Linked DNA regions of Homo sapiens: region 1 is linked to region 2. A link is an interaction called in ENCODE POLR2A ChIA-PET data of the cell type or tissue named here. Cell type or tissue: IMR-90. All regions are shown on one strand. Each heading gives the region's core, and the rest is flanking DNA. Links, peaks and the distances in the headings are about the cores only. Region 1 overlaps PDS5A (PDS5 cohesin associated factor A). Region 2 overlaps SMIM14 (small integral membrane protein 14).

What was found. Peaks named below come from ENCODE experiments on the same cell type or tissue, not always from the same donor. Only the 100,000 strongest peaks of a DNase experiment are listed, where the experiment ranks them.
Region 1: POLR2A ChIA-PET joins it to region 2 with 8 read pairs; 2 of 35 experiments call an interaction of 5 or more read pairs at or near these places.

What each region holds. Positions count from the first base shown.
Region 1 is chr4:39,811,203-39,824,101 of GRCh38, forward strand. PDS5A (PDS5 cohesin associated factor A) reads right to left here. Exons shown (of 33, transcript NM_001100399.2): 33 at 11,661-12,899. Among named protein-coding and RNA genes, the nearest start is that of UBE2K, 120 kb to the left of the region's middle. RefSeq lists an enhancer at 8,997-9,534. In IMR-90, for the core only: no CTCF peak of the experiment used is centred there; no DNase peak of the experiment used is centred there.
Region 2 is chr4:39,608,786-39,621,684 of GRCh38, forward strand. The region is part of intron 1 of SMIM14 (small integral membrane protein 14); the gene reads right to left. It also overlaps the pseudogene RNU7-11P. Among named protein-coding and RNA genes, the nearest start is that of SMIM14, 24 kb to the right of the region's middle. RefSeq lists enhancers at 696-795, 1,036-1,235, 5,140-5,189. In IMR-90, for the core only: no CTCF peak of the experiment used is centred there; a DNase peak (open chromatin) is centred at 6,196.

The sequences.
Region 1 (12,899 bases), core at 2,536-10,535, 200 kb after region 2:
TGTGGTGGCTCACGCCTGTAATCCTAGCACTTTGGGAGGCCAAGGCGGGTGGATCACAAAGTCAGGAGATCGAGATCATCCTGGCTAACACGGTGAAACCCCGTATCTACTAAAAATAAAAATAAAAATAAAAATTAGCCGGGCGTTGTGGCACGTGACTGTAGTCCCAGCTACTTGGGAGGCTGAGGCAGGAGAATCACTTGAACCCGGGAGGTGGAGGTTGCAGTGAGCCGAGATTACGTCACTGCACTCCAGCCTCAGTGAAAGATGAGACTCTGTCTCAAAAAAAAAAAAAAAAAAAAAAAAGATAGGGGTCTCACTGTGTTGCCCAGGCTGGTCTCAAACTCCTGGCCTCAAGCAATCCTCCTGCCTCGGGCTCCCAAAGTGCCAGGATTACAGGCGTGAGCCGCCATGCCCAGCCTCACCTTCTATATTTTTGTTAGCTGTCTGTTGATTGTAAACTCCTTATGCACAATATTTTTACGTCAGGGCATGTAACAAGCACTTAATTAATATCAACTTTATTAAATTTGTCATAAAAATCAAGAGGAGCAGAGGAAATGGGACTAAGGAGGGTGCCATCAGTGACATTAAGTGCATCAGAAAGGTGGAGCATATTAGAGCTAGACATTGTATGTGGCCAACGGTTTGAGCATTTTTTTTTTTTTGAGACGGAGTCTCGCACTGTTGCCCAGGCTGGAGTGCAGTGGCACAATCTCCGCTCACTGCAACCTCCACCTCCCGGGTTCAAGTGATTCTCTTGCCTCAACCTCCTGAGTAGCTGGGATTACAGGCACACACCACCATGCCCGACTAATTCTTTTGTATTTTTAGTAGAGATGGTGTTTCGCTATGTTGGCCAGGCTGGTCTCGAACTCATGACCTCAGGTGATCCACTCACTTGAGGATTGCAGGCATGAGCCACCGTGCCTGGCCTGAGCATTTTGTTAGTTGTTCTCTTCCAATCCCTGAGGAGGTTTGATCGACTGATGGGATTAACAGCTAGTGTAGAAGTTAGAGGGTGATGAGCTAAAATTTTGGGGAACAATCTGACTGTTTAAAGGGAACTACAATAATTACAAAATAGAGTCAGGTGTGAGACACTTGTGCCAGGCACATTTTGTGACAGAAGGATACAAGTCTGTAGGGAGAGAGAAATGGAAGATGTTGGAGAGATGGAAAGTTCTGTCTTTTGGTGGGAAAGGTGGGATACAGAAAATGAATGAATTCTATAATCACGGAAATATATAAAGACAGTAATAAAATGCTGTCTAATGTATTGTGATTGCTTTGAGCTATTTGGGAGGCCGAAGTGGTAGGATGGCTTGCATCCAAGAGTTTGAGACAGGCCTGGGCAACATAGTGAGACTCTGGCTCTACAAAAAATAAAAAATTAACCAGACGTGGTGCTGCTCACCCTGTTGTCCCAGCTACTCGGAGGCTGCAGTGAGCCGTGATTGTGCCACTGCACTTAGCCTGAGCAACAGAGTGAGACCCCATATGGGTGCGGGTGTCTGTGAGTGTGGGTGCGTGGTTGTGATTGTGGTGTGGGTGTCTGTGGGTATGGGTGTGAGTGTGGTTGTGATTGTGTGGGTGTGGGTGTGAGTGGTGATTGTGTGTGGGTGTGGGTGTGAGTGTGGTTGTGATTGTGTGTGGGTGTGGTTGTGATTGTGTGTGGGTGTGTGGTTGTGATTGTGTGGGTGTGGGTGTGAGTGGTTGTGATTGTGTGGGTGTGGGTGTGAGTGTGGTTGTGATTGTGTGTGGGTGTGGGTGTGAGTGGTTGTGATTGTGTGGGTGTGTGGTTGTGATTGTGTGGGTGTGGGTGTGAGTGGTTGTGATTGTGTGGGTGTGGGTGTGAGTGTGGTTGTGATTGTGTGTGGGTGTGAGTGGTTGTGATTGTGTGTGGGTGTGGGTGTGTGTGGTTGTGATTGTGTGTGGGTATGGGTGTGAGTGGTTGTGATTGTGTGTGGGTGTGAGTGTGGTTGTGATTGTGTGTGGGTGTGTGTGGTTGTGATTGTGTGTGGGTGTGTGTGGTTGTGATTGTGTGGGTATGGGTGTGAGTGGTTGTGATTGTGTGTGGATATGGGTGTGAGTGTGGTTGTGATTGTGCGTGGGTGTGGGTGTGTGTGGTTGTGATTGTGTGTGGGTGTGGGTGTGTGTGGTTGTGATTGTGGGTGTGGGTGTGAGTGGTTGTGATTGTGTGTGGGTGTGGGTGTGTGTGGTTGTGATTGTGTGGGTGTGGGTGTGAGTGTGGTTGTGATTGTGTGTGGGTGTGGGTGTGAGTGGTTGTGATTGTGTGGGTGTGTGGTTGTGATTGTGTGTGGGTGTGGGTGTGAGTGTGGTTGTGATTGTGTGTGGGTGTGGGTGTGAGTGGTTGTGATTGTGTGTGGGTGTGGGTGTGTGTGGTTGTGATTGTGTGGGTATGGGTGTGAGTGGTTGTGATTGTGTGTGGGTGTGAGTGGTTGTGATTGTGTGTGGGTGTGGGTGTGTGTGGTTGTGATTGTGTGTGGGTGTGGGTGTGAGTGTGGTTGTGATTGTGTGGGTATGGGTGTGAGTGGCTGTGATTGTGTGTGGGTGTGGGTGTGTGTGGTTGTGATTGTGTGTGGGTGTGAGTGTGGTTGTGATTGTGTGGGTGTGGGTGTGAGTGTGGTTGTGATTGTGTGTGGGTGTGGGTGTGTGTGGTTGTGATTGTGTGTGGGTGTGAGTGGTTGTGATTGTGTGGGTGTGGGTGTGAGTGTGGTTGTGATTGTGTGGGTGCGGGTGTGTGGTTGTGATTGTGTGTGGGTGTGTGATTGTGCGTGGGTGTGTGGTTGTGATTGTGTGTGGGTGTGGGTGTGAGTGGTTGTGATTGTGTGGGTGTGGGTGTGTGTGGTTGTGATTGTGTGTGGGTGTGGGTGTGAGTGTGGTTGTGATTGTGTGTGGGTATGGGTGTGAGTGTGGTTGTGATTGGGTGTGAGTGTGGTTGTGATTGTGTGGGTGTGGGTGTGAGTGGTTGTGATTGTGTGGGTGTGGGTGTGTGGTTGTGATTGTGGTATGGGTGGGTGTGGGTGTGGTGATTGTGGTGTGGGTGTCGGTGTGGGTGTGGTTGTGATTGTATGTGGGTGTGGGTGTGAATGTGGTTGTGATTGTGGTGTGGGTGTCTGGGTGTGGGTGTGGTGATTGTGTGAGTATGGGTGTGAGTGTGGTTGTGATTGTGGTATGGGTGGGTGTGGGTGTGGTGATTGTGTGTGAGTGTGGGTGTGGTTGTGATTGTGTGGGTGTCGGTGTGGGTGTGGTTGTGATTGTGGGTGTGTGGTTGTGATTGGTGTGGGTGAGTGTGGGTGTGAGTGTGGTTGTGATTGTGTGTGGGTGGTTGTGGGTGTGTGGTTGTGATTATGGGTGTGGGTGGTTGTGAGTGTAGGTGTGGTTGGTTGTGATTGTGGGTGTGTGGTTGTGATTGTGGGTGTGGGGTGGTTGTGAGTGTGGGTGTGTGGGGGTAGTTGTGTGCTTGTGATTGTGGGTGTGTGGGGTGGTTGTGAGCATAGGTGTGGTTGTGGGTGTGTGGTTGTGATTGTGGGTGTGTGGTTGTGATTGTGGGTGTGTGGGTGGTTGTGAGCATAAGTGGTTGTGGGTGTGTGGTTGTGGGTGTGAGTGTGGTTGTGATTGTGGGTGTGTGGGTGGTTGTGAGTGTGCTTGTGGTTGTGATTGTGGTGTGTCTGGTTGGTGGAGCTCGGGTCGTGTCTGAGTCCTACTGCACATGCAAGGCTGGCAAGTGTGTGTTGCATTTTGTTTCCACAGAGAAAAATGGACGCTGCCTCATAAGGTAGCAGTTGTGGGGAGGGTTCCCCAAATACAAAACGGGGGCTCAGGTACTGGCTGGGCAAGAAAAGACGAGAAAGTTTTCCTGTCGATGTGGCCTCTTGGAGGCTGAACTGTGTGGCAATGTAACTAGAAACTGGAGACTTTATTTATTTATTTATTTTTTCTTTATTTTATTTTATTTTATTTTATTTTTTTGAGACGGAGTCTCGCTCTGTCGCCCAGGCTGGAGTGCAGTGGCGCGATCCCAGCTCACTGCAAGCTCCGCCTCCCAGGTTCATGCCATTCTCCTGCCTCAGCCTTCTGAGTAGCTGGGACTACAGGCGCCGCCACCACGCCCTGCTCATTTTTGCTATTTTCAGTTGAGACGAGCTTTCACCGTGTTAGCCAGGATGGTCTCGATCTCCTGACCTCGTGATCTGCCCGCCTCGGCCTCCCAAAGTGCTGGGATTACAGGCGTGAGCCACCGCGCCCAGCCCGAAACTGGAGACTTTATACCCTGGCTCAAGAAAGCCTGATGCAGGCCCAGAGCCTGGAGAGCAGATGCTGCACCAAGCAGGAACAGCGGAGTCTGCGAGCGCGCCCACCTGCTGCCTGAGGATGTCCTGGCTGGGGACACCCCTTCTGCTTCAGCAGTGGTAGCCGCTGCGAGCAGGCGAGCGGAGGCGGATCATGAGGACGCCCTGGCCGGCTGTCCCTGCGCTTCCCAGAGCTCACTCGAACTCAGCCGCCAGGGAGACTTCCCATGCAGAGAGCAAGAAGCCATCCATCATGAACATATGGGCTTCTGGTTACACAGTCTTTTGTGTCTTTGCCTTATCATAAGGGCAGTCTTGAGTGTGGCCATGAGTGCGTGGAGGAAACTTTCAAGATCTTTAGGCCGGGCGCGGTGGATCACGCCTGTAATCCCAGCACTTTGGAAGGCTGAGGTGGGCAGATCACAAGGTCAAGAGATGGAGACCATCCTGGCTAACACGGTGAAATCCTGTCTCTACTAAAAATACAAAAAATTAGCCGGGCGTGGCGGCATGCGCCTGTAGTCCCAGCCACTTGGGAGGCTGAGGCAGCAGAATGGCATGAACCCGGGAGGCGGAGATTGCAGTGAGCCAAGATCATGCCACTGCACTTCAGCCTGGGCGACAGAGCGAGACTGTCTCACAAACAAACAAACAAACAAACGAACAAACAAACAGATCTTTAAAGGTGGCTGGGCGCAGTAGCTTACACCTGTAATCCCAGCAATCTGGGGGGCCAAGGTGGGTGATCACTTGAGGCCTGGAGTTCGAGACCAGCCTGGCCAACATGGCAAAACCCTGTCTCTAGGAAAAATACAAAAACTAGCCAGGCATGGTGGCGGGCGCCTGTAGTCCCAGCTACTCATATAACTCGGTATATGTCATGCATATCATTGAATTGTACATTTAAAGCAAGTGGATTTTATGGTATGTAACTTGTATATAAGTCCCCTCCTGAGTAACAGGGTAGGTGGGAGGGCTTCCTAAGAACTCCTTTGTCCAGGAGCCCCAGCTTTAGTCTCCTGAGTTGGACTCTGCATCATTTTATTTGTTTATTTATGAGACACAGTCTCACACTGTCACCCAGGCTGGAGTGCAGTGGTACAACCTCGGCTCACTGCAACCTCTGTCTCCCAGGTCCAGGCGATTCTCATGCCTCAGCCTCCCGAGTAGCTGGGATTATAGGCATGCACCACCATGCCTGGTTAATTTTTGTATTTTTAGTAGAGACGGGGTTTCACCATGTTGGCCAGGCTGGTCTTGAACTCCTGACCTCAGGCGATCTGACTGCCTTGGCCTCCCAAAGTGCTGGGATTACAGGCATGAGCCACCATACCCGGTCTTGCATCATTTTAAAGGCACATTTCCACCCCTGCCTGGTTGCTGCCACTTGACTGACACCGTAAGGTATTCAACCCTTGCCTTACAGGATTCCTGCCGGAATTTACACAGCAAATGTTTCTCTTATATTTGAGGATTCCTAAGGCGCAGAGAATCGAGTTTCAATGCCAGCCCTTTCTGGGCTTCTGCTGAATTATCATTGTTGTATGATATTAATCATAAGCAGGGACATTAAAATGGAAATGAACTCAGGCAGAAATCCTGATCTGCTCTTCCTCTGCTGTCAGAATCCTGCTCTCCCCAAAGCCAAATGGCAGTGCAGGCCATGTGTGTGCACAATGGCTTCCTCTTGTTTCTACCTGTTCTGGAATATCTGTAATTCCTTTCATCCTTCTATATGAACTGTAAAATCTAGGTAACTGTGACCCTTAAAACACAATAATTGTCAGTAAGATAGAAATCATGCATCAGTGAAGAATAAGGTCTTCAGAGGCTGGGCACGGTGGCTCACGCCTGCAATCCCAGCACTTTAGGAGGCTGAAGCAGGCGGATCACGAGGTCAGGAGTTCGAGATCAGCCTGGCCAACATGTTGAAACCCCCTTTCTACTAAAAATACAAAAATTAGCCAGGCGTGGTGGCGCACAACTGTAATCCCAGTTACTCGGCGGGCTGAGGCAGGAGAATTGCTTGAACCTGGGAGGCGGAGCTTGCAGTGAGCCGAGATGGTGCTACTGCACTCCAACTTGGGCAACAGAGCAAGACTCCGTCTTGGAAAAAAAAAAAAAAAAGGCCTTGTGACAACAAACACGTCTCTACCATTTCCATGAAAAGGTGGAATTACCCTGAGACTGGAGATGATGTAATATTTGAGATATATATATATATATTTTAGACAATCTCCCTGTCACCCAGTGGTGTGATCATGCCTCACTGTAGCCTGTAGCTCCTGGGCTCAGGTGATCCTCCCACCTCAGTCTCCCAAATAACTGGAACTACAAGTGCACGCCTGTCACCATGCCCAGCTATATATATATATATATATATATATATATATATATATATATATATACTTTATTTTATTATTATTATTTTTTTTAAAGAGATGGAGTCTCGCCATGTTGCCCAGGCTGGTCTCGAACTCCTAGACTCAAGCAGTCCTCCTGCCTTGGACTACCAAAGTGCTGGGATTACATGCATGAGCCACTGTGACCAGCCTACTTAAAGTCCCCATTTTACAGGCAAGGAAACTAAGGAAAATTTAGTTGGTGGCTCGCCGGAGTTGATAACATCTTTGTTAATGTTTTCCTTTGAATAGCTGTGGGGACTGAGAAATGTTCGACTACCATGCTGTGTGGATGCCTTGTCATTAAGACAACCTCCAAGCTGTGTATGTGTAGAGAGAAGAAAATGAGGCCGGGCGCGGTGGCTCATGCCTGTAATCCCAGCACTTTGGGAGGATGAGGCGAGTGGATCACAAGGTCAGGAGATCGAGACCATCCTGGCTAACACGGTGAAACCCCATCTCTACTAAAAATACAAAAATTATCCGGGCGTGGTGGCGGGCGCCTGTAGTCCCAGCTAGTCGGGAGCCTGAGGCAGGAGAATGGCGCAAACCCGGGAGGTGGAGCTTGCAGTGAGCCGAGATTGCACCACTGCACTCCAGCCTGGGCGACAGAGCCAGACTCTGTCTCAAAAAAAACAAAAAGAAAATGAGAACCAGTCTACTTTTAATATCCCTAATGAGCCATGGCTTCTAAAAAGACAGATCCTGTGCTCGTAATTATAAGCTTCCATGGGCAGCCGAGCTGCCAAATGGTCAAAAAATGCAGAGCCCTTAGTCCCTGGGTCCGGCCTACATCTAAAAGTAAGGCAGTTTTGGGGTAACCAGTATTTTGCTTTTCAGCTTTTGGCCTGAGGTGGGTTGCAAAGGGACAGCTTCCTTTCAGTCCCTGCGGTTGACCTTCCTCTTGGAGGGGACATGCCAGATGCATCCAGAAGGCTAAACTGCCAGGGTTTTCTTGGGGTAGGGGTTGGGGGGCCACCAGGGTGGAGCTCTTCAAAAAGGCTCTGAAAAATGGGTGCTTCGCGGGCTGCCTTGCTTTGGAGAAGTCCACTAAGCTCCTAAGGTGGCACAAAATTTGTCCAAAGGAGCCACAGGAATTACTGACACACAGAATTTGTGCTTTGAGTGGGGCGTGTCCCCTGTCCCTCAGGACTACAGTGGATAGAGAGGTTTCAGGGCTGGGACCAGCTCTTCCCCAGAGCAGGGAAGTTTAAGGCCCAGGGAGGTTTAAGGAGTGTTGGGATTCGCTGAAGTGGTGGCCTTCTTGTCTTTCCCCAGCCCTCAGCCTGGAGAGCCACCTCCAGCTTCAGGCCCAGCTCCTTGTGCCCTGAGGTAGGGCAGTTTGCTCAGGCCAGTCACTTCTTCTTTTTTTTTTTTTTTTTGAAACGGAGTTTTACTCTTGTTGCCCAGGCTGGAGTGCGGTGAGCGCGATCTTGACTCACCACAACCTCTGCCTCCCGGGTTCAAGCGATTCTCCTCTCAGCCTCCCAAGTAGCTGGGATTACAGGCATGTGCCAGCACATCTGGCTAATTTTGTATTTTTGGTAGAGATGGTTTCTCCATGTTGGTCAGGCTGGTGTTGAACTCCTGACCTTAGGTGATCCGCCCACCTCGACCTCCTAAAGTGCTGGGATTACAGGCGTGAGCCACTGCGCCTGGCCCAGTCACTTCTTTAGACACCTACATGCTCATAACAGTTCTCAGAATTGCACTTCAGTAGAAAAGGTGAGGATTTTCTGCTTCTACGGCATCCATCAGGGTTCTGAAGTCCACACAAAATGTATCACCTGGAACAGTCGCAGCTGCCTGTGTTATGTTGCTAGTCCTTGTAAGGCACCAATCCTGGTGTTTTTAATGTCGGCTCCTGGCATCGTGCCTAGTCTCTACAGATTACAAATGCCTGAAATGATGAAAAATGGCGACTCCCTATTTTCTAGTTGGCTTTTGCAGATCCAGAATCAGCACTACGGTGGCTCCTTACATGTCTTACTGACTTCTAGTGGTTTTTTTTGTATTAGTCCATTCTCATGCTGCTATAAAGAACTCCCTGAAGCTGGGTGCAGTGGCTCATGGCTGTAATCCCAGCACTTTGGGAGGCTGAGGCGGGTGGATCACCTGAGGTCAGGAGTTCGAGACCAGCATGACCAATATGGTGAAACCCCGTCTCTACTAAAAATACTACTACTCAGGAGACTGAGGCAGGAGAATCGCTTGAACCCAGGAGGCGGAGGTTGCAGTGAGCTGAGATCGCACCATTGCACTCCAGCCTGGGCAACAAGAGCAAAACTCCGTCTCAAAAACAAAAAAACAAAACAAAACAAAAGAAAACAAAAGCCTGCCTGAGACTGGGTAATTTAGAAAGGAAAGGTTTAATTGACTCAGTTCCGGATGGCTGGGGAAGCCTCAGGAAACTTAATCATGGTGGAAGGGGAAAGGGAAGCAAGGCACTTCTTATACGGCAGCAGGGGAGAGCCAGAGCAAGGAAGGGCCACACCTTTTAAACCATCAGATCTCATGAGAACCACTATCAAGAGAACAGCATGGGGGAAACCGCCCCAGATTCAATCACCTCCCACTAGGTCCCTCCCTCGACATGTGGGGGATGGCAATTTGAGATGAGATTTGGGTGAGGACAAAGAGCCAAACCATGTCACTATTCAAGCTTCTTCAGGAAGAATGGATGTAGTGCTATTTACTAAAAATAACAGGTTTTATTCAGAATGACACGGTCCTTGCTCAAGAACAACAGGAGTAACCAGAGAATGAGGGGAGATAAGTTAGCAATCAGTATTGATAAAGAAACATTTGAGAAACACCCCAAAACTGAAGTACTGATCAGCAGCCTGGCCCAGGTTCCTTAGAAATGAGACCTGTATATGTTCCCGTTAGGCTTTTTTTTCTTTGACACAAGGTCTTGGTCACCCAGGCTGGAATGCAGTGGTGTGATCTCAGTTTACTGCAGCCTCTGCCTCCTGGACTCAAGCAATCGTCCCACCTCAGCCTCCCGAGAAGCTGGGAAAACAGGCACGCACCACCATGCCTGTCTTATTTTTTTAATTTTTTGGTAGAGATGGGTTGTATGTTGCCCTGCTAAGACTTTGAACTATGATACAATAGTGAAATAAATGAAGGTTATTACTCTCATGGGAATGAAAAGTTGAAGGTATGGTTTACAGCAGAAAGGCACTTGATTCTGCACTCTCATTTCCATCCTCCCTACCTTGCTGGCTTATAGCGAACTCCTTGTAGGAAATGCTGTCACCGTTACCTAAGCAGGCTACAAAGCTGCTTGTCAGAGCAGGACAGTTCATGTGAGTAGCAAAGACAAAAAAGTCTTGTCAGTGCAAGTATTGGGGGTGGAAGGTCAACCCATTATGGGTAAAATACAAAACTAGGCATGATAGCTTTTCCTTTTTTTTTTGAGACAGGGTCTCAGCCTGTCACTCAGGCTGGAGTGCAGTGGTGCAAAATGTACGTTTCAGGCCTTTATTTACTTATTTTGAGACGGAGTCTCGCTCTGTTGCCCAGGCTGGAGTGTAGTGGCACAATCTTGGCTCACTGCAACCTCCGCCTCCCTGGTTCAAGCGATTCTCCTGCCTCAGTCTCCCGCGAAGCTGGGACTACAGGCGTGCGCCAGTATGCCTGGCTAATTTTTTTTATCTTTAGTAGAGACAGGGTTTCACTATGTTGACGAGGCTGGTCTCAAACTCCTGACCTCAGGTGATCTGCCTGCCTCAGCCTCCCAAAGTGCTGGGATCACAGGTGTGAGCCACCGTGCCCAGCCTATTATTTTTGAGACAGTTTCATTCTTATTGCCCAGGCTGGAGTGCAATGGCGCAATCTCGGCTCACCACAACCTCCGCTTCCCAGGTTCAAGTGATTCTCCTGCCTCAGCCTCCCACGTAGCTGGGATTACAGGCATGCGCCACCAAGTCTGGCTAATTTTTTTGTATTTTTATTCAAGACGGGATTTCTCCATGTTGGTCAGGCTGGTCTCGAACTCCTGACCTCAGGTGATCCACCTGCCTCAGCCTCCCAAAGTGCTGGGATTACAGCCATGAGCCACCACGCCTGGCCTATTTATTTTTGAAACAGTTTTGCTCTGTTGCCCAGGCTAGAGTGCAGTGGTGTGATCTTGGCTCACTGCAACCGACGACTCCCAGGCTCAACGGATTCTCCCACCTCAGTCTCCTGAGTAACTGGGACTACAGGTGTGCACCACCACACTCGGCTGATTTTTGTATTTTCGGTAGAGACAGGGTTCACCATGTTGCCCAGGCCAGTCTTGAACTCTTTAGGTCAAGTGACCTACCTGCCTCGGCCACCCTCCCAAAGTGCTGGGATTAAAGGTGTGACTCACTGCGCCCAGCCATGATAGACTTTCTTACCTCTCGTTCTGGTCACCTCTTACTCCAGATACATTTATGTAATCTGCTTGCTCTCTTGAATTTGTTATGGAACTAAATATGTGAGTGCAGAACTTGCAATGAATGGATGAACCATAGACTAATATGAATCAAAGGCTGCTATTAAATTCTTAGGTTAAAAAAATAACTTCTTGGCCAGGTCTGGTGGCTCAGGCCTGTAATCCCAGCACTTTTCTAGGAGCCTGGGGCAGGAGGATTGCTACAGTGAGCCATGATCATGTCATTGCACTCCAGCCTGGGCAACAGGGTAAGATCTCATTTCAAAAAAAAAGCCACCCCCTAAAACAAACCTCGTTTGGAAATTCCGAATGTGCCTCAGAATTTATCATCCACTATGTTCTTCCTTAGCCACTGTAAGCTACCTCAGAGTACCCAGCCAGGAAGTTTGAAGGTGGCTTTTGATTTCTAATTAGGATATTCAGACTCCAGCATCTCAACAGAAAATATGCAGAGACATTTTATCAACTTGTGACATACCAGGGGTACATGAATATTCAGGGCTCCACACTACTATATAATGCTGCATTTCTTGGTTTTATTTGAAACAGTGCATATTTTTAGCATTTTATGGTAGGATTTTACACTTGTCATTTACACAAATTACAAGGTTCTGCTTCAAGTTTTTAAAAAAAATTTAAAAATTCAGCCCATGTGCAGCACAAGAATATGCAAAACTACTTTACATTATACACACTTTTTATCAAAGGAGATACAAAATTCTGGCTTGTTGTTTTAGACAAATACAAGAAGCTTCAAACTAGACACAAAGGGTTAACATTAATTCTCAAATATAAGTCTGCACTTTTGTGTTGTAGTTCTCTGAGATGTGAATACCAAATTCCTAAGGGATTTTAATGTTTTCCTTTGAAAAGGAAAACTAAAAAAATTCCCGTAAACAAGTCCCTCCCCATCAGCTTGGTCTTTCCACAACCCTACTCTTGCTTCCCTTAGTGCCAGACACTTGCATCATGTTACAAAATTGGGGTGGGCCACTTACATCATACAAGGAGCAAATCCTTTTAACTTCTCTCCTGCAAAAATCTAAACAGGAATATATTGATGCAGATGGTTCTGCTACATTTTATTTAATATGATGTAACACTTGGTAATCTAGTAAACTGTGATGCCGGGCAATTAATCAAAGGGAGGAAGAGACAAAGGTCCCTATCAATGCACTTTTTGTTGGTGACACACTGGAAACCTTAGGAATCAAGTTGTCTGATGCTAAGAGAACTTTAAACTCTCTCTAAATAGAACACACCTACTGATTGCTTGAGGGACTTCTCTGATACTTATGCATAGATACTCTTTTTCAGCATGTTGGAGGCAATATTTTATACTTTCTAAAGGGTTCTGAAGAGGCAATAAGGAAGAGTGGGGATTTTTCTGCCCCTGTAAAGGTATCATTTTCTATCATTGGTATCCATTGTTCCCTAAGCATCTTCTGATACCTAAATGTGTGTAAATGCATATTTAAAATAATTACCCATCTTTCAGTCAATACACAGCCAACTCTTGATTATCTATGAGAAACGTAAGTGACATTTACTCTCAAACTTCACTCTAACAGAATCATCCACCTTTGATACACTTGTTTGTTTTACATCCCATGTACACTACAGCCTATCAAGACGAAGTTATAACACAAATGTTGTTTCCTCTGACCCATGCTAGAAACGTGTAAGGAAATGGAGTGAGCACATTCTGCTAGGGCTTTGCGGATGACCCTACAGTGGACAGTGGGGGCAGGATAG
Region 2 (12,899 bases), core at 2,904-10,903:
AAATTTTGTTATATTTTACCCCATTAAAAACAATCACTCTGGTTGCCTAGAGCTGGGAAGTTTGCAGGGGAAATAGGGAGTGACTGCTAATGTGTATAGGATCTTTCAGGGGGGCTGAAAAAACTGTTCTATGGTGATAATCACACAACTCTGTGAATATACTAAAAGACACTGTAATGTACATTTTATTTTATTTTATGTATTGTTTTGAGATGGAGTCTTGCTCTGTCACCCTGGCTGGAGTGCAGTGTCATGATCTCGGCTCACTGAAACCTCCACCTCCCGAATTCAAGCCATTCTCCTGCCTCAGCCTCCAGACTAGCTAGGACTACAGGCGCGTGCCACCATGCCCGGCTAATTTTTTGTATTTTTTTTTAGTAGAGATAGTGTTTCACCATGTTAGCCAGGATGGTCTCGAACTCCTGACCTAGCGATCCGCCCGCCTTGGCCTCCCAAAGTGCTGGGATTAGAGGCATAAGCCACCGTGCCCGGCCTGTATTGTACATTTTAAACGGGTGCATTGTATGGTATGTAAATCATATCTCAAAAAAGCTGTTACATAAATGGTGCCTAGAGAGCATATACATGTTCTAAACTCATCCGGAGAGTCAGGGAAGATTTTACTGAAGAAATTAACTAGAAGTTGAGAGTGAAGGAATGAGTTAAATACATTAGGGAGAGGTAGAAGTAGAAGGTGTGAGACTTGGGGGTTGAGGGCATTCTAGACACAAAGGGAAAAGAAGTACAAAGGTCCTTTATGAGTAAGAGTATGACATGTTGGAGGAACTGAAAGAAAGCCACACTGTGCTAGAATCTGGATAGCAAAGTGGTTTAAAATGACACAGGAGAGGTCAGAGGGAGTCATGCCACAAAGGGTCTTTCCGGCTATGTTCATGATTAGGTCGTTACCCCAAGAGCAATGTGAAGAACAATGTGAAGCAATGTGCTTTCATCCTGGTGTGTTCTAAAAAGACCACCTCAGCTGCACGATAGAAAACTGAGAAAAGGGAAGCCACAGTAGGTAGAGGGAACCTAGTTAAAATGCTCTTTCAACAGATCAGCGACAACGGCGGGGCTCCTTGGAGAATGATATTTTAATGACAGCATATTGAATCACTGGAAGGAAGACAAATTATTTCATAAATGGTGTTAGCTCCCTCCCTATTCTCATTCCTTATGCCAAAATAAATTCTAGACGCATGAGTGATTTAACTTTTAATTTTGAGACAGTGTCTGGCTCTGTCACCCAGGTGGGAGTGCAGTGGCGCGAACACACCTCACTGCAGCCTCAACCTCCCAGGCTCAAGTGATCCTTCCCTCTCAGCCTTCCAAGTAGCTGGGACCACAGGTACACACCCCATCTTGCTAGTTTTAAATTTTCTGTAAAGACGGGGTCTCCCTATGTTGCCCAGGCTGGTCTTGAACTCTTGAGCTCAAGTGATCCTCCCTCCTCAGCCTCCCAAAGTGCTGAAATTACAGGTGTGAGCCACCGCGCCTGGTCCAATTTAACTTTTAAAAATGAAGTCACACATAAAATTAGTCAACTACAGCAACAGATTAGAACACAGTATCCACAAATTGACCCATGATTTTACTGAAATTGAAAATATGCAAAAGGTGCCATTTAAAATCATGGATTATTTAATAAATGGCAGGGTGATTGTCTTTTTTTTTAAAGTAAACTGTGACACATACATAAAGCACTGGAAGCCTGAGCAATATAGCAAGACCCCATCTCCACACACAAAAATTTTTTTTAATTAGCTGGGTGTGGTGGCGTGTACCTGTAGTTCTAACTACTCTGGAGGCTGAAGTAGGGGGATCGCTTGAGCCCAGGAGATTGAGACCATAGTGAGCTATGATCACACCACTGCACTCTAGCCTGAGTGACAGAACTAGACCTGGTCTCTTAAAAAAAAAAAAAAAACTGAAAGAACATACAACAGACTTAATATGTGAATAGCTCTGGGGAAGAGAATAAAATTTTAGGGACTAGAGTTTCGTTGTCAATTTTTACATTTCTTATGAGTATGTATTTATGCATTAAGACTTCTAAAATATAAATTTTAATTTTAAAAAGGCACACATACATAACTACAAGAAGATGACTGGGATACATATAGAATATAAGTCCAAGAAACCATGAAGGAAAGGACCAATAATTTTAACAACCAAAACCAATAAAAGTTTCTATAAAACCAAAAATACACCATAAAATGAAAATACAACAAACTTGAAAAACCATGTGCAATATCAGGGCTAGTTTCCTTAATTTACAGAGAACTCTGAAAAAATCAGTATGAAAATGGCAACCTAGAAGAAAAGTGAGCGAAGATTACATTCACAGGAAAATACAGAACCAATAAGCAAATAAAAAATGGAAGTGTAAATCAAAACAATCTTATACCTATCAGGAGATTGGTAAAATTAATTCATCCAGCCAGACACGGTGGCTCACGCCTATAATCCCAGCACTTTGGGAGGCCAAGGCAGGCAGATCACCTGAGGTCAGGAGTTCGAGACCAGCCTGGCCAACATGGCCAAACCCCGTCTCTACTAAAAATACAAAAATTAGCTGGGCATGGTGGCAGGTACCCGTAATCCCAGCTACTCAGGAGGCTGAGGCAGGAGAATTGCTTGAACTCGGGGGGTGGAGGTTGCAGTGACCCAAGATAGCACTAATTCACTCCAGCCTGAGCAACCGAGCAAGACTCCATCTCAAAAAAAAAAAAAAAACAATTAGCCAGGAATGGTGGTATGCACCTGTAATCCTAGCTACTCAGGAGGCTGACACAGGAGAATCGCTTGAACCCAGGAGGTGGAGGTTATAGTGAGCCGAGATTGCCCAGCCTGGGCAACAGAGCAAGACTCCATCTAAAAATAATAATAATAATTCATCCTGGTTAATTTGAATATTCATATTCAAACAAGTATGCAAAATTTCTGTACAGCATGTTTACTGGAATACTGTAACAGCAAAGAAAAAAGTAATGCAAAGTATTTATCAGTGTTGTTCCAATTAAATGATACAATGAGTACATGAGATCCTATACAGCTGTTAGAAAGAATAAGGTAGATTTCTACATGGTGATTTGGTGAACCAACCAACATATATTGAGATGAAATCAAGCTGTAAACAGGGCAAACCTTTCCATCTAATATCCTTCTAGATCTGCTTGCCTGAGCTAAGGGGAGAAGGGGAGGTGAGAATTGGAAAGGGAGATGGAGATGCGGCCTGAGCTGGAGAGGCTCACTTTCCAGAAGGTAAGCAACACCATATGCAAACTCTACTTCACAGTTTTGTCTGAGGCCACTCTGTCAACACCTTTAAAAAAAAAAAAGGGTGATTAGCTTTCACATTAGAGAACTGATTGTACATATGCAACACAGAAAACTCTGAAAGTAAATATAACCTACCCTTATATGTAAAGTTCACCAGTAAATTCCTGTTTCTCAACTGTCTTTTCTTTTTTTGTTTTTTCTTTCTTTAGATGGAGTTGCACTCGTTACCCCAGTTGGAGTGCAATGGTGTGATCTCGGCTCACTGCAACCTCTACCTCCCAGGTTCAAGCAATTCTCCCGCCTCAGCCTCCCAAGTAGCTGGGATTACACACATGCGCTATGCTGGTCTGGATATAAGCAAGTGTTAACTACAGATACTGGTCCATCCTTCCTTAGTCCCGATGTATATCCCCCCAGGTCAATACTGTGTTGGTTAAAATGAAATACTAGTCCATCCTTCCTTACTCCTGACGTGTATCCCCCCAGGCCAATACTGTGTTGGTTAAAATGAAAAGATATTTTACTAAGATTTTCTTATTTTTTAAAAATTTGAGACAGGGTCTCACTGTGTCACCAAGGCTGGAGTGCAGTGGCACAATCATGGCTCACTGCAGCCTCGACTTGCCAGGCTCCAGCAATCCTTCCACTTCAGCTTCCCCAGTAGCTGGGACTGCAGGCACCTGCCATCATGCCTGGCTAATTTTTGTATTTTTGGTAGAGACGAGGTTTTGCCATTTGCCCAGGTTGGTCCTGAACTCTTGAGGTTAAGAACTCCACCTGCCTTGGCCTCCCAAAGTGCTGGGATTATTGGCATGAACCAACAAGCATGGCCTTTTACTAAGATTTTTATAAAAGAAATTAAATACAGAAATGACCACCTCTGTAGCCTCTGAACACAGAAATTTAAGAAAGCACAAGCACATTGGCTTTTATAAAGAAAGGGAGACTTGTTTTTATCAATGTATTATCCATCAAAATTGTAAAACATGGCTATTTTAAAATCTCTTTTTAATTCATTAAATCAACAAAATCAGACTCCACCACCACCCCTAAAAAAAACAGAGCTTCTGGAGGGCAGAAATCTTAGTCATCATCATCTCTGAACACCACCTATATTGCTTAGCCACAGCACTCATAGAATAAATATTTACTGAATTCTTGACAATGTTTATTTTCTCTACATCTATATGTGCCAGGAACAAGTAAATCAACCAGAATTTTAAATTATACTTCAGTCTTAATTAGCCTCCAGTAAAATGAGAAAGTATATTTATAAATAGGACATTCCTCAATAGTGCTACACTTCTGTGGAACTTTCTTCCTGTACACTTGAGCTGTTTTAAGTACTACTCCGTTTTCAGTTAACAGTTTCCATTTTAAAATCACTGGGGGTTTTTTTGAAAATAGAATGAACACAGTTCTCTTTTGGTGAGGACCCAAGAACAAGTGTCAACACAAACCAGCAGCTAGGCACTAGAAGAAAAAAACTTAACCAGTCCCACCGCACATTTAAATCCCTTGGTCTCCAGAGACATTAAGAAGCTGCTCTATCCTAGGCAAGACAGAACAGTTTTACTGAATCAGAATTTTAGTACATCTGCCTCAATGAGGTCTTTGATAGAAAGTAATTTAAAACAAAGTTTCATCTTGTATGTTTCATTGACTTGTTCATCTCCCCGATATATATCGCTAATGTTAGAGAACAATGCTAATACCAAAGTCACGGGGGGCTTGATCCTTGAGGACAAGCAGCTTCAAGACTTGTTTCTCAAAAATGTGCAACAGGTCACAAAGGTCTAAGTCATGAAAACATAAATAGTTTACTAACAAAATTCAAAATAGCCAGGCACGGTGGGCTCATGCTTGTAATCTCAGCATTTTGGGAGGCCGAGGTGGGTAGATCACCTGAGGTTAGGAGTTTGAGACCAGTGTGGCCAATATGGTGTGAAACCCAGTCTCTACTAAAAATACAAAAATTTGCTGGGCATGGTGGTGCACGGCTGTAATCCCAGCTGCTTGGGAGGCTGAAGCAGAATTGCTTGAACCTGGGAGGGTTGTAGTGAGCCGAGATGGCACCATTGCACTCCAGCCTGGGCAACAAGAGCGAAACTCCATTACAAAAAAAAAAAAAAAAAAGAAAATTCAAAATAATCGAGGAGCAGTAAGGGAAGCAAACATAGGCATAGATGAAATAAAACGGACAATAAGTTGATAATTATTGAAGTTGGGTTATAGGTTCTGGGGAGTTCCTATGCTACTTTTTTTTTTTTTGAGACAGAGTTTTGTTCTTGTTGCCCAAGGTGGAGTGCAGTGGCACAATCTCGGCTCCCTGCAACCTCCACCTCCCAGGTTCAAGCGATTCTCCTGCCTCAGCTCCAGAGTAGCTGGGATTACAGGTGTGTGCCACCACGCCCGGCTAATTTTCTGTATTTTTAGTAGAGATGGAGTTCCACCATGTTGGGTAGGCTGGTCTTGAACTCTCAACCTCAGGTGATCTGCCTGCCTCAACCTCCCAAAGTGCTGGGATTACAGGCGTAAACCACTGCACCCGGCCCCTATGCTACTTTTTAAAAATATTTTTATATTTCCATAATAGTCATTTAATTTATATGTCAGCATTTTCCCATTTTTGTGATAGCAATCTGACTCCAGGTATATATTAAGCAACATGGTTTATAAGTGACTTTCTATGTAGCATTAAGGGCAAAATAAACAAACATGTCTGAAGCTCTCAAACAATTCTTAGCACAGAAAAGCAGTGAAAGAACATGAATGTTGGGAAGGCAAAAAGCAATTCCCCTTATTCTGCAGGTCCAGGTCATTTTCTCTCCTCTACAACTAATACAACCTTTCCTGGTAGGGATTGGCAGTAATAACTCAGTTGAGTCATACTGTTGCTATATGTGGTGAGGGAATTTTCCAGTGCTGTTAACCAATTTATCATTGCTGTTAGAACCTTAAACACTCCAGCTCATGCAAGTCTCTAAGAGACAGAGGGAGTTAAAATAGCCGATAGAGTCTCTAAAATGTTTTTTTTTTAATTTATTTATAGAGACAGGGTCTTGCTGTGTTGCCCAGGCTGATCTTGAACTCCTGGGCTCAAGTGATCCTCCCACCTTGGCCTCCCGAAGTGTTGGGATTACAGGCGTGAGCCACGACCTCCGGCCCGAATGTAAGATATTAATATTAAGGGAAGCGGGGTGAGGAGTATACTGTAACTTTGTATTACCTTTGCAACTTTTCTGTAAGTCTAAATTTATCCCAAAATAAAAATATTTACTTAAAAAATGTCAAGTCCAAAAGAACTTTAAAAAATAAATAAATGAATGGGGGGATTTTTAGGGCAGTGAAACAATTCTGTATACTACTACAGTGGTAGATACATGTCATTATACATTTGTCAAACCCCATAGGATGTACAATACCAAGAGTGAACCCTAATGTAAACTATGGACTTTAGGTAACAATGACTTTTCAATGTTAGGTTCGTTGACTATATAACAAAGTTTAACACTCTGGTGTCGGATAGTAGGGAAGCTATGCATGTGTGGGGGCAGGGGATATATGAGAACTCTATACTTTCTTCTCAATTTTCCTGTGAACCTAAAACTGCTCTAAAAAAATGATATTTTAAAAAAATAAACTAAAAAACTGGATGTGGATCAATGAAACAAGACTGGCCAGGAGTTAAAGACCATTGAAACTGGATCATGGGTAACTGAAAACTGTTGAGCCTACTTTTGTGTATATTTTTTAAACCTATAATAAAAAGTGTTTTTACAAAGCTTGTATCCTTAAGAATTATATTTCTATCACTCTGTCCTAAGGGACTGTCTGAATTGTGGATTACTGAAAATTTAAAAAACTATAAAGAACCCAAATGTTAGTAATTAAAGCTATGGTACATTCAAGCAATGAAACATACTATGTAGTAACATGGTATAGCTAGCAAAACTGGCCTCTTGCTAATAGTATCTCTATAGTAGATTTGGCTTATTCTGCTAGGCTATTCCACTGAAAACAAGGAAGGGACATCCCTGAAAAGGGTTAAATATTCCCAATTTTGTTGTTGTTGTTGTTATTTTTGAGGCTGAGACTCACTCTGTCACCCAGGCTGGAGTGCAGTGTCGCCATCTTGGCTCACTGCAACCTCCACCTCCTGGGTTCAAGCAATTCTCCTGCCTCAGCCTCCCAAGTAATTGGGAACACAGGCGTGTGCCACCATACCTGGCTAATTTTTGTATTTTTAGTAAAGACGGAGTTTCACCATGTTGGCCAGGCTGGTCTCAAACTCCCGGCCTCTAGTGACCTGCTCCCTCAGCCTCCCAAAGTGCTGGGATTACAGGAGTGAGCCACCGCGCCTGGCCACATTTTATAACTTGGGAGTTTCTGACTCTTGCTTCTCAGACTCCATTGTGCTAACAGACATAAACTGAAAGCATGATTTGGAAAGTTCTTTTCCTTTCCTTTTTAAGTTAATCCTCCCTGGTACCCACATCAAAACGTAACAGAATAGTGTAACCTGACTGTGAGCTTATCTTCTCTATACATCTTCCAATCCATTCCTTACATTTAAAAAAAAAAAAAAAGAAAAGAAAAAGAAAAAAGAAAAGCAGGATTCTAAGGACCCAGAATTACTGCAACTGGATTTTTTCCTTATTTTTCTCAAGGCTGTAGTATAAAAATATGTACCCTTTGAAACCTCTCTACTCTTTTTGCCAATCCCTGGTTTCCTCTCTCCTTCAAAAAGGTTAGTTCCCAGCTTTTTTTCCAAGAGCAACAATACTAAGATATTCATTTCCCTCCTAAGAAATGAGTCAGAATTCCAGTATGCTCAGTGTGAAATTCCTGTGATTAAGGTTTTTAAAAGTATTTAGAATTACTATCTACCTAGAATTTAAACTTGGGGAAGAATTATTGTACATTAAACTCATTATACCGGTTATTGTTAAGATGATCAGATACTGATTTTTTCTTGTTTTCCTATGTTTCTATACATATTACTTTTTGAACCAAATTACATATTTACATATGAATGTGTAAATATTTACATATATGTACAAAATTACATACATGTGTAAACAACAGATACTACCCAAAATAAAAATAAATGCTGATGTCAAAACTCCAATAACATTAGTAACTTAAGGCCAAGTTTTTATCTATGGAGAGATGTTTGCAAATAGTCCCAAACCTTAAGATTTTAGTTTTTGAAAGATGACCTAAGTGGCCTGGGGACAGAATTAGTAAGGAGACTTTTCACTGTATACGATTATGTGTTTTCTGAAATTACACCATTTGAATATTTTAACTATTCAAAGAGTATTAACTTTGTAAAAGAATAATCTTACAGTAAGTTTCTTGTTCTCTCAACCATAGCCATTAGCTCTAGGGAAAAATAATTATATCTCAATTTACTCGAACTGAATATGCTAAATTGTTTAAACCCTGTCTTACCCTCTATCATCACTGAATTTGTTGGTTAAATATAGCATAAAAGGGATTGTAACTCCATAGGTAAATGTAACAAAATTAACCATATCCCATCATCAATGAAGATATTAAAAAGTATGTAAACAGGCCCTATCATGGATACTTCTAAAGTCAGCCTTTCACCTAAATCTGAGGCAAACATTGTTTGCAAAAATCAGTTTTCAAAGTTTACTCTTCCCTGCCCTACTCACTCTCTGGTGGAAGCTTTAACAGCGGAAGAGAATCTAAACAATGAAACAGTGTATCTAAAACAGTGTATCTACCATAAACTATTAATGTTGGTATAGTATTTTGTTAAATTAAGTTTAAAATAAAAGCAAATGGAAATTCATTTTAAAAACATATAAGACGGAAAAAAATCAGGAAAATGACAATGCCTAAACTAGTTTTGTTTTTTATCTTCTCCCAAGGTGCATCTGCAATCAAAGACATCATCTGGATGCTTACCATAGTTGAGATGACAAACGGAAAAAATGGTAGAGAGAGGAGAGAAGTAAGAGAGAATATTACTCCTGCCAAAGCAAGCCCACTTCTTCAGAAATAACAAGTGAAGCCAGCATAGAAACCTAAACTATCAGTGACATCTACTCAAGTCTTGGCAAATACAGAAAAGGCCCCCAAAACATCAAGAGAGGAATTATCACCAGGGGCTGCTGAGGAGAACTTACACCATAAAGAAAAAGGAAAATGCATTCAATCGAGCCCAACTCATTTGAACACCTTGATACTGAACACTGTAACAGGCATGGGAAAAACGATGAGCAAGATGTGATCACCACTCTCAAGATAACCTCAGTCTAATTAAAATGGGGCTCCAGGAACTGCACTTGAAAGCCCCAGAGTATTGGGAGGCCGAGGTGGGTGGGTCACGAGGTCAGGAGTTCAAGATCAGCCTGGCCAAGATGGTGAAACCCCATCTCTATTAAAAATACAAAAATTAGCCAGGCTTGGTGGTTGGTGGGCACCTGTAATCCCAGCTACTCAGGAGGCTGAGGCAGAGACTTGCTTGAACCCAGGAGGCAGAGGTTGCAGTGAATTGAGATCGCACCACTGCACTCCAGCCTGGGCGACAGAGCGAGACTCCATCTCAAAAAAAAAAAAAAACAAAAAAAAAAAACCAAAGCCCAGTGTAATGAAACTCACTCATTCTCATTCTCTTTTACCCACTCTCACTGACTACACTTCCCAAGCAGCAAGTACCATTGCATAATAGCTTTTATATTTTTTAGGTCTGGTAATTTACAGAAAGGACTGCACACTTTTTTCAACCTGCATGTTGGACCTTGCAGGGGTGTCAAGCCCCCTGTTGAGAAGAAAGTGAGTGTGAATAGACTCAGTAGGAAGCAGCATTATGGAGTAGAGATTTGGGCATAAAATGGCAGCAGGGATGCATATACACCACATACTCACCTCTCCTGGCTGATAGATCCTTTATATTCCACAAGCCTGTCTTTGGAATATATGTGATATACTATCTCTAACCAACAAATTAAGTGATGATAGAGGGTAAGACAGGGTTTAGATAATTTAGCATGTTCAGTTCAAGAGAAAATTGAGATATAATTAAATATATATGAGAAAATTGAGATAATTATAATTTAATTTATTATATATACCAATAAATATAATTTAATTTATTCTATATATCAATAAATATAATTTATTCTATATATCAATAAATATAATTTATTCTATATATCAATAAATATAATTTATTCTATATATCAATAAATATAATTTATTCTATATATCAATAAATATAATTTATTCTATATATCAATAAATATAATTTATTCTATATATCAATAAATATAATTTATTCTATATATCAATAAATATAATTTATTCTATATCAATAAATATAATTTATTCTATATCAATAAATATAATTTATTCTATATCAATAAATATAATTTATTCTATATCAATAAATATAATTTATTCTATATCAATAAATATAATTTATTCTATATCAATAAATATAATTTATTCTATATATCAATAAATATAATTTATTCTATATATCAATAAATATAATTTATTCTATATATCAATAAATATAATTTATTCTATATATCAATAAATATAATTTATTCTATATATCAATAAATATAATTTATTCTATATATCAATAAATATAATTTATTCTATATATCAATAAATATAATTATATATATCAATAAATATAATTTATTATATATATATCAATAAATAATTTATTATATATATTTATATATATCTCAATTTTCTCAAAAATATTTATATGTATATATAAATGTATATATATATTTATATATATTTATATATATATATATATTTTTTTTTTTTTAAGAGCAAGATAGGGACTCACGCTCTGTGGCCCACGCTAGAGTGCAATGGCAATCATAGCTCACTGCAGCCTCAAACTCATGGCTCAAGTGATCATCCCATGTCAGCCTCCTGAGGAGCTGGGACTAGAGGCACAGGCCACCACACCCAACTACTTAAAAAAATATTTTTGCTGGGCATGGTAGCTCATGCCTGTAATCCCAGCACTTTGGGAGGCTGAGATGGGAGGACTGCTTGAGCCCAAGAGTTCAAGACTGGTCTGGGAAACAGCAAGATCCCATCTCTATTAAGAAAAAAAAAAAAAAATTCGGATGGGCGCTGTGGCTCACGCCTGTAATCCCAGCACTTTGGGAGACCGAGGCGGGCGGATCACGAGGTCAGGAGATGGAGACCACCCTGCCTAACACGCTGAAACCCCGTCTCTACTAAAAATACAAAAAATTAGCCAGGCATGGTGGCGGGCGCCTGTAGTCCCAGCTACTCGGGAGGCTGAGGCAGGAGAATGGCGTGAACCTGGGAGGTGGAGCCTGCAGTGAGCCGGAGATCGCGCCACTGCACTCCATCCTGGGCGAGAGAGATAGACTGTATCAAAAAAAAAATTATTTAAAAATAAAAATAATTTTTTTTGTAGAGACAGAGGTCTTGCTATGTTGCCCAGGTTGGTCGACATAGCAAGGCCAGGCTGATCCTCTGGCCTCAGCCTCCCAAAGTGCTGGGATTATAGGCGTGAGCCATTGTGCCCAGGCTGGAATATGCTGAATATAAAAGTGCTTGTGAGCTGCTATGTACTATAGGAATGTAATGAAAACGATATTTTACTATTACTGTTTCTACAACAATTCACTTTTATGTGGGAAGTGGTGAGTAAGTCCTGATGACCCTGTGTTAAATCTTTAAGGCCAAATGTCTTCTTTGGTCCTGGCAGGAATAAACAAGTTTTTCAAAAATGGTGTGCAAACACACACACACACATACATAATTACAACCAGCAAATCAGATTATAGAATTTTCTGAACAAATTCACCTCAAAATATATCTATTTATATTTATATATCAAAATTGGAATCACAAATAAATGGGGAAGGGATTGCAATTTCAATAAATTCAGTGCTAGGAAAACCTACAGTGTTACAGCTCTTTTAGAATTTGTCTAGCAGGCTTTCCGGTTTTTGCTGGAAAGCTCCCCAGAAAAAATTCCAAAAAGAAAAAACCTACTAGCAGTTAAGGAGGAAAAAAATCAGCAATTCTACCAGATAAGTAAGGTTAACATTTATTTGATCTTCAGGGAAGGACCCCCTACAGATACATACAAACTTTCCATCCATTAAAGTACAGAGAGAAAACAAAAAAGATAAATACAATGAAAAATATCAAATTTAGGACATAAGACTGTGCATTTAAAAAAAATCCCAAGTAAAATTAAAAGAGCAAAAGAATTAGGGGAAAAAAACTCCAAACATTCCACTAATATAGCTGGCAAAGACATTTTAAAAATACAGAGCATATGCAAACCAATTCTTTAGTAAGATGGAACCATTTATACACTGCATTTGAAATTACAAACTATGATAACTTTTCTGGCAATACAAATCCAGATGTTAAAAAAACGTGCATGCCCTCTGAATAATTCCAGTTCTAAGACTATCAAGGAAAATAATCTGAAATACAAAGGTTTATATACAAAGATGGTTATCATGGCTTTAAAGTAGTGAAAAATGGGGATGATCTAAATATCCAGCTAAAAAGAAATATTTAAATTGTGATATACACTGTAAAGTATTATACAGCCAAACGTT